Linked DNA regions of Homo sapiens: region 2 is linked to region 1. The links are chromatin contacts, found by Hi-C or POLR2A ChIA-PET in ENCODE. All regions are on one chromosome and are shown on one strand. Each heading gives the region's core, a stretch centred on a gene start or an enhancer-like site at or near the end of the contact. The rest is flanking DNA. Distances are from core to core; before and after follow the strand shown. Region 1 overlaps CACNA1C (calcium voltage-gated channel subunit alpha1 C). Region 2 overlaps CACNA1C (calcium voltage-gated channel subunit alpha1 C).

What was found. A loop is a pair of places that touch in the nucleus more often than their neighbours do. ChIA-PET counts read pairs that join two places held with the same protein, here RNA polymerase II (POLR2A). Pooled maps may share reads with other maps.
Region 2: a loop to region 1 is called in a pooled map, with 2.4 times the contacts of the local background. The contact joins two enhancer-like sites. A Hi-C loop is called at or near these places in 6 of 37 single-sample maps with no recorded cell type and 4 of 50 pooled maps. POLR2A ChIA-PET finds 5 or more read pairs at or near these places in 1 of 52 experiments (OCI-LY7).

The regions. Positions count from the first base shown.
Region 1 is chr12:2,247,126-2,254,461 of GRCh38, reverse strand. All of the region lies in intron 3 of CACNA1C (calcium voltage-gated channel subunit alpha1 C), which reads right to left. Among named protein-coding and RNA genes, the nearest start is that of CACNA1C-IT3, 19 kb to the left of the region's middle. Within about 2 kb of position 5,466, at least 7 of the 41 ENCODE cell types and tissues checked have a DNase peak (open chromatin) inside an H3K27ac peak, as active enhancers do.
Region 2 is chr12:2,394,121-2,401,253 of GRCh38, reverse strand. The region is part of intron 3 of CACNA1C (calcium voltage-gated channel subunit alpha1 C); the gene reads right to left. Among named protein-coding and RNA genes, the nearest start is that of CACNA1C-IT3, 130 kb to the right of the region's middle. Within about 2 kb of position 4,598, at least 9 of the 41 ENCODE cell types and tissues checked have a DNase peak (open chromatin) inside an H3K27ac peak, as active enhancers do.

The sequences.
Region 1 (7,336 bases), core at 4,217-6,716:
AGAGGAAAACAGAAAATACAGGGTTACAGAGTTCACAGCCAACACTCAAAACAACAGACTGGAGTATGTGTCTAAGGAAGACATGAAATGGAAGGGCCACTACAGACAACTGGCGGTTGAGAAGATAAGACTCAGCCTACATCCTCCAGAAGCATACTGACAGACAGAGTCTGGGGTCGTTTGAGGCTCTCCTCTGTACTGATACTCTCCACCCCACTCCCTGAGAACAACTGGAGGGAGGGTGCCTGCCTAGGGGCTCTCGAGTGGTGAGCACAGTGCTGGGCACACACAGTAAAGCTCCAGAAAAGTGAGTTGTTTTTGCATTGCGAGTTTTTCTGGACTGTGTCAAGTTTTACTTTAAATAAGGCACATCCAAACTAAGAAGTGCCCAGGTGAGGTTGGTCACCCAGTGATGGCTTCCAGGCTCACCAGCACACCCTCAGTCCTATCCATGACTGAGCCCTTCCCATCCAGCCCTCCCCTGGATCCCAGTACTGTTGCTTCTCCCACTCAGTACGCATCCCTTACTTCCCTGTTGGTTTCAAAGTTTTCTCTCTCCAGTGATCCCATAAATCAGGCATGTGAGACAGAAGGTTTTCACATCATGTATTAAAGGTTATTAAGTGCTCCCAATGAGATAGAAGAAATCTTCCATTGCAACATGAGAGGCATACTTTGGACATCAGAATGAATAGTGGTAAGCGCTACTTAAACAATGTAGGTTACCAGTGGATGGACGGAGAGGCAGAAACTGACATTTACTGACTACCTACGTGTGTGAATGTGCTTGATTTTATTTAATCCTCAACACCCTCCTGCGAGGAAGGTATCATTATTTCAGGGATGAAGAAAGAGGAAAAGAATAGCATTTCCACAGCAGATGTTCTTAGAAAACAGAAGCCACGGACTTAGGTTCCAATGACTTGCAAATAGTACCCTGGTGGGGAAAAGTATGCACATATGTTTGGCCTCCACTGTACCCAGAGCTGCTTGGAGAGCCTTCCACATGGATCAGTCAATGACCAAGGAGGAGTTCTAAGCCTTTGGGTGGCAGCCAATAAATAATCATCCTTTCTGCCCCTTATAAACTCAGAACCAATTAAGAAGTAAGATATAGGACACACAGATTAAATCAAACCAAAAGCTTGATTAGAAACAAATTATAAAATGGAGGAAGTGGCTTAGACGGGCTTCGAAGGACTTCCTAATATTTCAACCACTATTAAATGTACTTACCCTGCCAGAAGGTGAGACCATCACAGGTTTTCCCCACAGGGCCAGATCAGTCCCAATAACTTGGTGAACCCTTCTTTGGGGATAAGTGGATTCAAAAGAGAGTCCCAGAAGGGGCTACACCAAACTCACCAGTCAGATAGGTCACTTCTCCCCTGGGGACAAGGGCATAAAGAGACAGGGAAAAGTGGGATGTGTTCCTGCCATACCTTCCCTTCCGGGAACATGAGCTAGAAACTCCCTCCTTCCCCTGCCCATGTAACACAAGGGGTAGGGAGTAAATGATATTCCTTTTGCGGGAGAGGGCCATCAACACTTTCAAGCTAACTCGAATGTATGGGAAAGACTGAAAAAAAAAAAAAAAGTTAAACCCATGGACCCAGCAAAGTGCCATCCTCTAAGGAGGACTTGGAAGGACCCAAGAAAGTCTTGGGAAGTAAAAACTGGGGAAGAGTAAGAGCTTAGAAAAAAGAAAGAAGGGGTTTGACCTAACAGGTCTGTAACAGAAAACATACAGCTGTCCCCGCACAAACACCTTCATCTGATCTGGAATTTGCTCTACATAGAACCTGAATAATCTCCTGGAACCCACCAGGCCTCTACCACCTACAAAGGCAACCTTGACATTTAAAGTGCATAACTCTTGTCCCTGCTTCTTGATAGACAGTGGAGGACAAATGATGACTCACACAAGAAGCCCCCAAGCCTGCTCCGGGGCTTCTTAGCCTCAGCTGCACGGTTGCTGCTTTCCATGTCCTTCCACCTTCCACTCAGCACGTTGGCCTCCCAGAGGGTCCTCTTTCTACACTGTCCTACAACCCAAACGTTTGTGTATCGTATCAGAGCTGCTGATGTGAAGAAGCCTTTGACTGTGGCCAGATTGCAGAGGCCACTCTGTCTAAACCAGCCCTTTTTTGGACTTTCTTTTTCAGGCGGACTATTTACACACTTCAAGCAAGCCCCACAAGAGCCCCCAGCAAATAATACATTCATCCAAGCAGCCATCTCTGGTGGAAAAAAATCGTTATTAATTGGGGTTACAGCACTCATTTTAACCGCAGCAGGAGCTGAGCCAACTTGATTTAGTGGTGTGCAGTCTTTTTCTGAACTCCAGTGGATACTTCACAAATAACAATAAAAATTTTAATGGTAGGACAGACATGGAGTGGGCTACACAGCTTCACTCATTAAACAAACTCCATCCACCATGCTCAAGGATTCAAGCTGTTTTATGTGGCCAGCCACTTTGCCTAAGCCTGCTGCAGATGAGAGACTAAATTTTCATGGTGTCAAGTTGCAGTAAGAAACAGGTTTCATTAGCCCTCTTAACAGATGCAGAAACCGAAGGCCAGAGTGAGAAAGTGATTTAGGATCAATCAGAGGAGGTGCCAGGAGTCCATCCTCAGCCCCACCTCTCGCCCCAGCCTCATTCAGTTCTGATTTCCGAAACATTTTCGCTTCATGGAAACTAGGAAGACTCCATTCTCTGGAGAACTGCAGGGCAGCTGTTTCTGATTATTTTTCCAAGAGAGACACATAACCAAAAGGGTATTTTGGTTATAAAGCAATTTATTTCTCTAACCATTAGAAGATATGTATGTTCATTCCCATGGGCCCGGGGCTGGGTTTGGTTGCCCTGCAATGACAACGTCTAGCAGGACTCCACTGAATCCAGGAGGCCAGTAATGGAAACTCAAAGACTGTGGCAGTGCCACTTAGATAAGCACCTGCGGCCTCCCTGACCTACCTCAACCTCCCTGGCTTGGAAACCTCTGCTGGAAATTTCATAGAAGCTACTTCTCCCCTTGCAGGGGAGAATTTTCATTACAAAGGAGGATTTCAACACGCTTCAGCCATGTCCTTTAGGATCACTGTACTAGAAAGCTGGGTATAGCTCTGACCAGCCATTGACCGCCTGCCCTCATGATGGTCACGATCCCAGGAGACATGTCAGTAGACCACACTGTCCAGCAGCAACTCAGCTTCCCTTTGCCCTTCACCCCCATGACCTTATGCTGACTGTCAACGTGATCTATTTTCTCCCCTGCTCTTCAGAAGCCCTCAGCAACGATTCTCCACTCCCCAGATACTGATGACAGAAACTAAATGATCAAGAAGTATTCATATGAGCAGACACACATCCCTCTCAAACTCAGGCTCTTCCAAAGTGACATGACTGTTCTGCAGACGGGCTGAGCCAACGCAGAACACACTGTCCCTCCTTCTGCGTCATGCTGGAAGTTGCTCTAAGTGCAGGATGTGGTAGAAGTCACCAGGGTGGATGGGATGGTCTGTGTTCCAGCAAACCCACAAGGACAGAAGAGCCAGCCTGGGCTGGTTAGGGAGAGGACAGCTTCAAGGCTGAAGACTAAAAAGTAGAGCTATTATTCTGGGTGGCTTGTCGTCATCTCCACTGAGAGCAGAACAAACCCCTAAAGCATGTGGAATTTCCATTACAGACAAAAAAGAATTATTGGACAGTGAGGGTCATTAGACAATGGAATGAGTGCCCAAGGCTACAGCACTGGCATCACCACAATGATCAAGTCAGGAGGGCCGGCTGGGGTTGGGAGGTCACTGGATTAGAGATGGATGACCAGGGCTCCATTGGCTCAGTGGGTATTTAACGCATGGCCTTGGAGGAGGTGCCAGTCTCTCTCCACTTCAGCTACAGCGTAGGCCATCACCCAGTTTGTCCCCCTGAGTAGTTGCTATGAAGATCAAATGAGATCATGGATGTAAAAGTGTTCAGTGAACCATAAATTGCTACCCAGATATCAGCTGTCATCAACCACACCCACAATCCTGACTAAAGGTCTCGGGATGGAGAGAGGGTCTTGGCCTGTGCCCTTCAGGATTCGGTGCTGTGCGTGCAACCTGGGAGTTTCTGCCCTGTTAATAAGCTGAGTGCTCCCAACTCCAGGTGCTGGGAGGTGAACGGCCCAGGGTTGGAAATGTCTCTTCCTGGAGTGCTCAGTGCTGATGCTGGCCAGGTGGAGCACAGAAGACAAATGAACTCCGCAGATACTGACTGGGTGGGCTCTGTGAGGCACTGTCCATGCCTCAGGGAGATGGACTGATGCATCCTTGTCCTTGAGGAATCTAAAGAGAAGGCAAGGCAGGCCGGGTGCAGTGGCTCACGCCTGTAATCCCAGCACTCTGGGAGGCCGAGGCAGGTGGATCACGAGGTCAGGAGATCGAGACCATCCTGGCTAACACGGTGAAACCCCGTCTCCACTGAAAATACAAAAAATTAGCCAGGCGTGGTGGCGGGCGCCTGTAGTCTCAGCTACTCGAGAGACTGAGGCAGGAGAATGGTGTGAACCCGGGAGGCGGAGCTTGAGGCAGGAGAATCGCGTGAACCTGGGAGGCGGCGCTTGCAATGAGCCAGGATCGCGCCACTGCACTCCAGCCTGGGCAACAGAGTGAGACTCCATCTCAAAAAAAAAAAAAAAAGAGAGAAGGCAAGGCAGATGTCACTGATTCGGAGCCACCGGCCGAGTGAGCCCTAGACTAGATTTTAGGCCTGGCCTCACCTTGGACAGGTCACGTGAGTCCCCTGAATCCCAGGTGCAATAAACAGGGAACAATCATCACCTCTGTGTGCCCACTTCACAGAGCTAATGTGAGGGTTGGGGGTGACGAACTGCAGAGGAGTACCAGCAGGAATAACAGCAAACATTTACCTGGCATCTGCTCTGTGCCACACACTGTTTAAACCTTTTACAATCAGAGGGCAACAAACTTTTTCTGTAAAGGGTCAGGTAGTAAATATTTTAGGATTTTATTTTAGGATTTGTAGGACAGACAGTCTCTGTCACAATTACTCATCTCTGCTGCTGCTGCAGAGAAACAGTCACAGACAAGACATAAATGGATACGTGTGGCTATGTTCTGATACCATTTTATTTACAAAAGCAGATGGCAGGCCGGATGTGGCCTGTTCGCCAGTTCACCAACTCCTGCTTTGCATACTTCCCCTCACCATGACCCAGTGAAGTATACGTCACTTCATACTCACTTTACAGATGAGAAAAGTGAGGCCCAGTCACATGAATTAACTTGCTCAATGTCAGAGAGCTGTTAAGTGGCAGGCTTGGGATTTGAAGAAAGGCAGTCTGGCCCCAGAGTCCTTACCTCCTTACCTCTCTACTGACAGCCTATTCAGAACGCTAGAAATGAAACGTGACAACCACTACATCAAACTGAGGTGCCAGTCAAGCATGGCCATAATAATAGCCAACATTTCCTGAGGGCCTATTTTACGCCAGGCACGGTGCCAGGTGCTTCCCAGATGCAACCTTCATAGCAGCTCTGTGAGAACAGGACTATCGTGATGCTCATTGTACAGAGGGAGAAACAGAGGCTGAGGGTTACCATAACTTGCTCAAGGTCCCAGAGTCAGCAAGTATTAGAGCCATAATAGAACCTAAGTCCGTCACCGCCAAGGTTGGCATTGCCCCTCCACACCGTGAGGCCCTCTTGCCAGGAGGCAACATCCGCTCCTGTCTTTCGGTTACTTCTTTCCAGAGTAAAGGTAGACACTGTTCTCTTCGAGAGTTTATACCACTGCGGCTTTGAACACGGGAGCGTGATGCACTGCCTTGGGGATGATCACCCCCAGGAAGACAGGAAGGCTCACTTCTCTGCCCCAGTTGCAGCCATCGCCTCTCCAGCACCGACTCCTGTCTGTCCTGCACACCACTCAACACAGAGCATCTGCCAGTTTCTACAGCACTGCAGGCAGAACACTCACTTGCAGGCTGCTAACTAAAAATACTGGAAAATGGAGCCCAGTGAGGCGGCCTCGGTTCCTTCACAATGGAAAGGGATGATCCCGTGGGTCCTTGGCCCGGTGCAGAGAAATGTTCCCTGGAAGGACAGCACGGAGATTCCCAGCATCCAACTCTGGTTCCTGGACTCATCTCCTCCTCCCCTTAACTGGTCAGGAGCTGAGCATGAAAGAGACACTGCTCACTGGTTATATTTATAGAGCAGAGTCCAGCAGCCAGGAAGTGGACATTATGGGAATGTACAGTGTAAACACAGCATAGGAGAGGAGATTCTTAATTACTTTGCAATGGACATTTGAGCCAAACCTTCCTAGGTTAGCTAAGTTGTGTGTGGTGTTACTGTTTCTCCAATGAACACACACACACATATATACATAGAACTTAATTTTAAGTTAAAAAAAGTTTGAGTGGAAAAAGATGCCCACGATTCAGCTCAATTTTAGAAATAACTAATTATATTTGAGAATGGGAGAGAAGAGTTCTTTCTGGCTTACAAAGGTTCTCAGCCACCTGTCCCCCCTCTGCAGTGGCCACAGCACCTTTTCTCCTTTCCATGTACTGTTTCTTGCTTTGTTCCTAAAATTCAAGTTGTCTTCCCCTCCCTTGGAGAATAAAGAGAAAGGAGCAGGTGAGAACGAGACTAAGTGGAGGTGACAGAGAATGAAAAGAGGAAGCACAAAGAGGCTCGGCAAGAATCCAGAATTTTAGAAGGAAAAAGAACAAGTGATTAAAGACCTAGAAGGTTTCAGCAAAAGTTTCCTTTTGTCCCTTTGCAAAATCTTGCCATCGTCCATAGGGAACTGAGGAGGGACCAGGAAGTCTAGATTTCGCCGTGGCTGCCCACCAGGAAGGTCAGGAAGCCTGAAACTCAGCCATGGGGACAAAGTGCCCACCAGGCGGATGAAGTCTGCAGTCACATTGCCGTGTTAAACTGGGACACTCCATCACAAAATGGCATGGTCGATTTCTCCCAGCCTAGAAAGCTGTGAGGAATTTCCCCACGAAGGTTATATCTCATTTTGTCACATGCAAATTTAGCTAATTAAAACCCACCCGGAAAAGGAGTTCAAGGACAAGAGAGCATCAGACTTATAGGAAAAACAGACCCTGCGGCATTGACAGGGCAGAGAGGGTGCAGGAAATCAAAGAGTGACCTCACAGGAAAAGGCGAGGGTGCTCCCAACTTCCATGCAATGCACTGTGACCATATAGAGAGAGCAAGGTTATAACAGGCCATCCCCGCTGCCCAAAGAAAATGTCCTGCCTATTTTTAAGACAAGAATAAAGGATAATCAGGGTGAAAACTGGAA
Region 2 (7,133 bases), core at 3,349-5,848, 150 kb before region 1:
CTGGGCAGGGGGCAGGGGACACAGGTTCCCACCCCTGCCACAGAGGCCCAGCACACCAACAAGGACTGGAGACTCAAAAACATACATGCAGTAGTATCAGAATAATTCTGGCCTCTTCCAGACCCTGAGGTGTCACTAAGAGCCATCCAGTTATTCTGAGAAGGCTGTGGGCAGGAGCTGGGAGAGACTGAAGGGAGGACCAAGCCTTGGGGGGCTTCTAGGCCGAGATGGGGAGGGGGTCTGAGGGCAGTGGGGAGAAGGGGACTTGGGAGAAGGGGACTTGGGAGAAAAGGCTCAGAGGATGAGGATGGAGGTGCCTGGCATGGGGAGGGCAGGAGGGAGATGCCACTGAAGCATCAAGTATATTTGGGGGAGGAAGGAAGCAGTAACAATAGCTGTAGCTGCTGTGCCTCCTTCCGTGGTCACCAGTCAGCAGATCAGCATTAGAGGTGTACATCTCTGCCCAGGTGTCAGGCACTGTCAGGGCCGTGCACTCAGTGGTGAGCAGGCCAGATGGGGCCCCTGAGATTAGGTAGCTTGGAAGCAGATGGATAAATAAGAGGGAAGAATGCTTCAAGGGAGGCAGAGAGTGCTGTGGGGGCACAGAATGGGAGACCCTAAGCCAACCTGAGGTGTTCAGAGAAGATGCCATGCTAAGCACGTTATTTGCATTATCTCGTTCTGTATTCGTAGCAGCCCTGTGTGGGTTTTCATGCTACAGATAAGGTCAGCAAAGTCAAGTTTGCTCGTACAGCATGGGGATGAAATTATTCGGTAAAAGGAGCAGGTTCTCAAACCCAGCCTCTGACTCTGATCGCATGCTTTGACCCTAATGAGAACTTGGTAGGTAGATGGAGTCAGTTATGGGCACATAAGCCCCTGCCCCGTAGGCACCACCTGGAGTCCACTTCACAATGAGCCATTACTCATTGCTGAGTTCCTCACTCTGCTTTAGCCTTTGCATTCAGAGAGAGGCAATAGGGCACGAAGGAATGACCTGGTTTCTAGAGCTCCACAGGCTGGAGTTGAGTCCTGGTCCACCAGTGATCCATGTTATTTAACTTTCCCGAGCCTCAGTTCTTAGCTGTGTAAAATGGATTTAATATTATCCACACCATGGTGGTGTAGTGAGGAATAAATGAGATAATGCAAAGTACCAGGCCCTTCACACTGTTGGTGATATAGTTTTAGGAATACACCCCCCTTGCTTTCACCTCCAGGAGGCGAGATCTTTAAAAACTGGGCACAGCTGTTGTAAGACTCACTGTCTAAATCTCCTAAAAACCTTGCAAGGGGGAATCAAACCCCTGGTGCATACAGGCAGACACATTGGCATTAATATATCCAAAAAGCAGGAGACAGGAAGTCAGAGTTCAGATGCTGAGTTATTAATGATCTGAGGTCATTGTGAGTAGTTCTTTAATAAGATGCAGTAAACCCATGGGGATGATATGGCCAGGAGGCAGGGAAGAAAAGAGTGGGGTCCCTGGCAAGGGTTCCACCCCCAAGCCTGGACCCATGGCCCTAAATGAAAACTTCACATCCCTGTTTTCCTGCCCAAATGTTGCCTTTTGGCTCACCATGCTCCCATGAAAACCCCAAGCTCCGCTGGCAGAGGAGCAGAGCAGCGTGGCAGAGAAGGAGAGAAGAGAAGAGGTGTCTGAACATTGAGAGGAGAAGAGGCAGCTGGACATCAGAGACTATGGTCAGAGAGGAGTTCAGCCGGGGATGGTTGGACAGGAATTTGGCTGAGGATGGCTGAACTCCAGAGGAAGATTATCTTCCCACTCCATCCCCTTTCAAGCTCCCCATCCTACTGAGAGCTATTTCCACCACTCAATAAAATCTTTGCATTCACCATCCTTCACATCTGTGTGACCTGATTCTTCCTAGATCCCGGACAAGAACCCAGGCACCAAGAGGACAGGGGGTAAAAGGCTGTCGCCCTGATCCTCCACTGACCTGGTTTAACATTTAGTCATCCACGGATGGAAAATACTAAAGGAGCACTGTTTGTAACTCACACCCTCTGAGGCTCTAGAGGTCACAGGCAACCACTAGACATTGTTGTGGGCAGGTATGGGGTTCATTCCTGCCAAAGCCCAAGAGCACTTGCCCTGCCTCCTGCACCCACTCACCTGCATGCTCCCCTTCCCACAAAGGGTTAGAGTGCAGCAGCCGAGCAAAGGAGCCACCCCTGTCTCAAGTCCCCGGGGGGAGGTGTTAAGGGAGATCTTCCATCTCAGGGAGAGGGTCAAACTGTACCCAAAGCCCCATGTTCCTGGGGTCTGTGACAATGACAGTTGCCAGGGCACTGAGGGGGCACCTCACAGCTGTTACCAATAACAAAAATACTAGGAAAGCTCCTCTGGCTTTCCCAGTAAGAATGTTTCATGATTTCTTCCTGTCCTGAGGTCCCCAGGTAAGAAGGTGTCACAGCTTCCTTGTTCCTCTGCAAGTTTCTAGCCTGCTGCCTCCTTTGGGCTGTCTCACCAGGAACTGTCTTGGGCATCTTTAGACCCCACACATCCTCTCCCCTGGACCCACGCTCCCCTCTCTTTCTGCAGCTTTGGGTGGGGTAGGCCACCCTGTTCTGACCTGGAATGCTGGAGAAGCATTTCAAAGTGCTTCTCTAGACATAACTCAGTCAATGATGACAACTCTGTGGAAGGTGGGCAGGATGTAAGGTATGGAGGCCCCCAGCTGTCCAGCTTTCAGATAAGGAATGGTGGCTCCCAGAAGTCATCTGGTGAGTGGCCAGTCTCCCGATGCACAGACCAGAGCTCTGCCCGACTCAGCACCACCCAGCCATGCTGCCCTTTGCTTCCACAGAGTATCCAGATGAAGGGCATATAGTTTGGAAAAGCTTATTCAATGTGAAAACTTTATATTTAGAGATGAAAAAACACATCTTGCTTTTAAAATGCAAACTTCACGAGGTAAAGCTCAATACAATTTTCTTGGCCTGGTAGCTCAAAGAAGGTGTGAGGGATTCTCCAGGGGAGGGGCACGTATGTGGAAGAGGCCTTCAGAGCTGGGCTATTGGATTTTGCCCAAGAACAGTGGAACTCAGAAAATGCAAATAATGGCATCAAAAGAGTGCATTGATATTTAAAGCACAAAAATGAGAAGTCCTCCTTCTTACCTTTTGGAAAAAGCCAAATGGCTCTCTTCCTTCTAATTGCGCCTCCAGCTTGGCCTGAGTTTATTTCAAGCCTGGGCCTGCCCTCGGGCCAGTGATGGAGATTCAGGAGTGACAGGCCCAGGGGCTAGGCAGGGGCCTCCTGGACCAGCCCTTTGGGGCACCACACTTCAAAGTCCTTCCTGCCTGCCAAGGGCGCTTGTTGTGACTCATCTGAGGGACAAAGCACGCTGTCTGCCACAGCTAGCTGCCCGAGAGCTAACTATGCTTTCTCCTGACTGCCCCTCCCTACCCCTAAATCAGAGGCTCTGACAGAGCAGTAAGATTTATCAGAAGGCTCATGGCTTGGGAAGCCAGCAGGATGCCCTCTGCAGACGCTCTAATCCCACTCACAGGTGATGGGGTGTTTCCATCCTCACCAGCTTTGCTGCTCCACTGTGTCTATCATCTGCCAGCATTGAGTGTATTGGGCCTCTGTTTTGTGCCAGTCACTTGGTACACATAAATTCCCCTGCAACCACAAGCCTGATTACCATTTCCAGAGCCGTGGACTCTGGACTGGTCCAGGGCCACCCAGTCAATCAAGAGCAATGAGAGTCTGAATGTAGGTGCCGCCTCCGCGGCACGTGTGTTGCTGCTGCTTACCTGACTTGCTCCTAGAGCGTGAAAGCTCCTGGGGGCTCTGAATAATTGCCCTGGAGTGACTTTGTGTCTGGGATGGGCCTGTCACTCAACTGAGCTCCCACTCTTACCTGTGAAGTCTGGAGTGATTCTAATGATCTAGCCCCCATTCTACCACTCAAGGACTTCGATTCAAAATCCAAGACACAAGCAAAAAGCCAAACAAAACAAAACCCAATACCTGTTTACTCTTCTTGATGGATAACACTCCACAGTCCCCAGAGTTTAAGTGTGGAAGCAAGTGTGGTTTAGCACAGGGGTTCTCCACTTGGATCCACTGATGATCTTTAGAGTGTGGCTTGTGAATACCTTGCAATTCTAAGCACAATGTTGTACATATGTGCATGGATGTCTCTTTCTGGGGCAAGTCCAAAGCTTTCATCAGATATGAAAACAGGTTGGTGAACCCCAAATATAAACTATTTAGAAGTTAGTTTAGAACTACTAACAGGCTAAACAGTTTGAGAGACAGATGTGTGGCCCAGAAGTATCCAGACCAAGAAAGAGCTGAGACAGTGCAGCAGCCTGCCCTGGGCCTCCAGCCTGGACTCCAAGTGACCAGATTCCTGGGTTTGGGATCCTTCAACAGTTTGGTTTTATGAAGTGTTCACGTACTTCTGAATGGTGTGGCTCGGCCAGGCTTGGCCCCATGCCTTTAGAAAACCGCTAATGAAACATTAAATAGTTGGAGAGGCCTAGCTTCATGCCAGAGCTCTTGGCCAAGAGGCGCCTGCTGTGTGGCCATAGGCCAGGGGCTGCTGGGTCCCCAGAAAATGTAATAGGTGGTGACAAGGCAAGTCCTGGTGACAACAACTCACCCTGTTCACAAGGGCCCTAAGTTTTGGGATCCTCAGCTGGTGTTTTGGAGGACCACAGGCCTGGGCAACAAGCCACTGCTTAGCTGAATCAAAGCTCAGCACATTCCCCAGGCCAGAGGCCACAGACCGAGTTAAGCCTGACCTGAACCACTTGGGCAGCCGGATCGCCTTTCTGCCCCCAACCACAGAAAGAGAAAAATCATCCCTCTTCTTCTTGGGCAGGCCTCTTCGTCCCCTTGACTCGGACACCGAAAGGGAGCAGAAACAGCTTTGCTAGTGTTGCATGCAGAGACAATCAGGCTGCAAAAATATTTCCATGTTTCCCAGAGTGCTTTCTCTCTTCACCTCTTTCTGTTGCTCCCCAACTCAGAAGGCTTGAACAGATGTGTGTCACTGAAAGATACACAACTTGGCACAGATAGAACCCCAGGAAATAACCCAGCACCCTAAAAGACCATCAGAGTGTCAGACCCAGGGGCTGAGACTGTACAAAAGACACCACGCACACACACTTCCTGGTCAGCTGAACTGTTTCAGCAGGCCAGGGACAGCCCCTGCTGAGGTTCAACACCAGGAGTGCAGACCATGGGGACGGGCACCAGGCTCCAGTGAGGTAGACTGGAATCTACTCACTGTGAGATCTTGACAAATTAATCCCTCTGAACACTGGGGACCCTAGTACCGGATCCTGGCTTGTAAAGATTAAATAAGATGACGTGTGTTTGTGCCTAGCACCTTCTAATTTCTCAACCAAAGGCAGATAATGGTATGAGCAACTACTCATGTGGCTCAGATCTGTGCTAATGTCAATGCAAAAGAGAAAGTCGGGGGTTCGGCTACCTTTTCTCAGATCATAGGGTTCAGGGATGCACATAGAGGTGCTGCGTTGAAAGGAATACATGGGAAGCCTCAGACTGGAAAAAGGAAACAGCTCTAGCCTGGAAAATCTGGTTTCTCCTGGATGGTTCCAGCAGCCAGCCACTTGGCTCTTCCAGAGGCTCAGAGGGACCCGACTTGCTTTCCCTGTAACTACAGCCTCTGGCCACTGGGGGCGCACTGAGTCCCTCTGTCTTCAGGGTCATGAAAAAAAAAGCCCCTTTCCCTTTATTCAGTTAAAATAAGGCTGGTCACTTTGAGAGGCCAAGGTGGATGGATCACATGAGGCCAGGAGTTCGAGACCAGCCTGGTCAACATGGCAAAACCCCATCTTTACTAAAAATACAAGAATTAGCTGAGCATGGTGGTGCACACCTGTGTTTCCAGCTACTTGGGAGGCTGAGGCAGGGGAATCTCTTCAACCAAGAAGGCGGAGGTTGCAATGAGCTGAGATCATGTCATTGCACTTCAGCCTGGGCAACAAAGCAAGACTCTGTCTCAAATATTTAAAAAAAAAAAAAAAAAAAGCTAGAGAAAAGAAAAGAAGGCTGGAGTGCAGGCACAGTGCTTCCTGCCTGTAGTCCCAGCTACTCTGGAGGCTGAGGCAGGAAATCATTTGAGCCTGGGAGGTCGAGGCTGCAGTGAGCTATGACTGTGCTACTACACTCCAGCCTGGGCAACAGAGTGAGATCCTGTCTCTATTAAAATAAGTAAATAAATAAATAAATAAGGCTGGGAATTTTCAAATGAAAATTTCACTAGGAAACTAAGTGAAATAAACAAAAACTTAGACAAGTTGACAGTGAAGAATTTGGATCCTAATTGAACTTAAGTCTAGCCTTACACTGGCTTTGCAGATACAGCTTATGGTACATCTGGCCAAGTTAGAGATGGGAAACCAAACCACTCCAATTTCTTACCCGAGACTCACTGGGTTGGTACTACTTCTTGTGTTTTCTCCAAACGTGGGCTCTAGCTCCTGATCCTGATAGCCCTGGATAAGGAAGACTCTTCCTGACAGAGGTGTCCACTGCCCATCCCTCTACACCTGGGGCCCTTCCTACTTGATGCCATTCTTGTCACCAATGCACTTCTGAAGACCCCTTTGGATGGGCCCAGAGAGGAGGCCTTCCAGAACCCCATCCAGGGTTTTACAGTCTGAAAACACTTTACATTCACAAACTCAGTAAATGCGATGACATCGTTTCCACTAAGGAGAGAAGGTGGCCATTCTCTCCAGACAGCAGGGGATTTTATAATTAAGTAAAATATTTAATATTTAAAGGTATACTTGCAGGGGAAGGTGGCTCAAATTTATTCTACATCTTCCCTTGAAAATCAAGCATGAAGAAATGGAGAAATTTTTATTTATTAGTCACTCTTATCTTTTCAAGCTCTTGGATTATAAAGCCTGCGTTTATCATGGCTGTGTCCAAGTTTCTCCTGTGGGCCAGGGACCAGCTCCTGCGTCCATACCAGAGAGAAGCCACATCAGGAGTAGGAGGAGGGCCATGTGGGAGTGCAGACGACAGGCCTCCGCCTGGCCCGTGCTGGTTCACCCTGGCACCTTGGAAAATTGTGGAGCTTCTTCTCCAGTGTCCCTCCTTTTCCTTTTT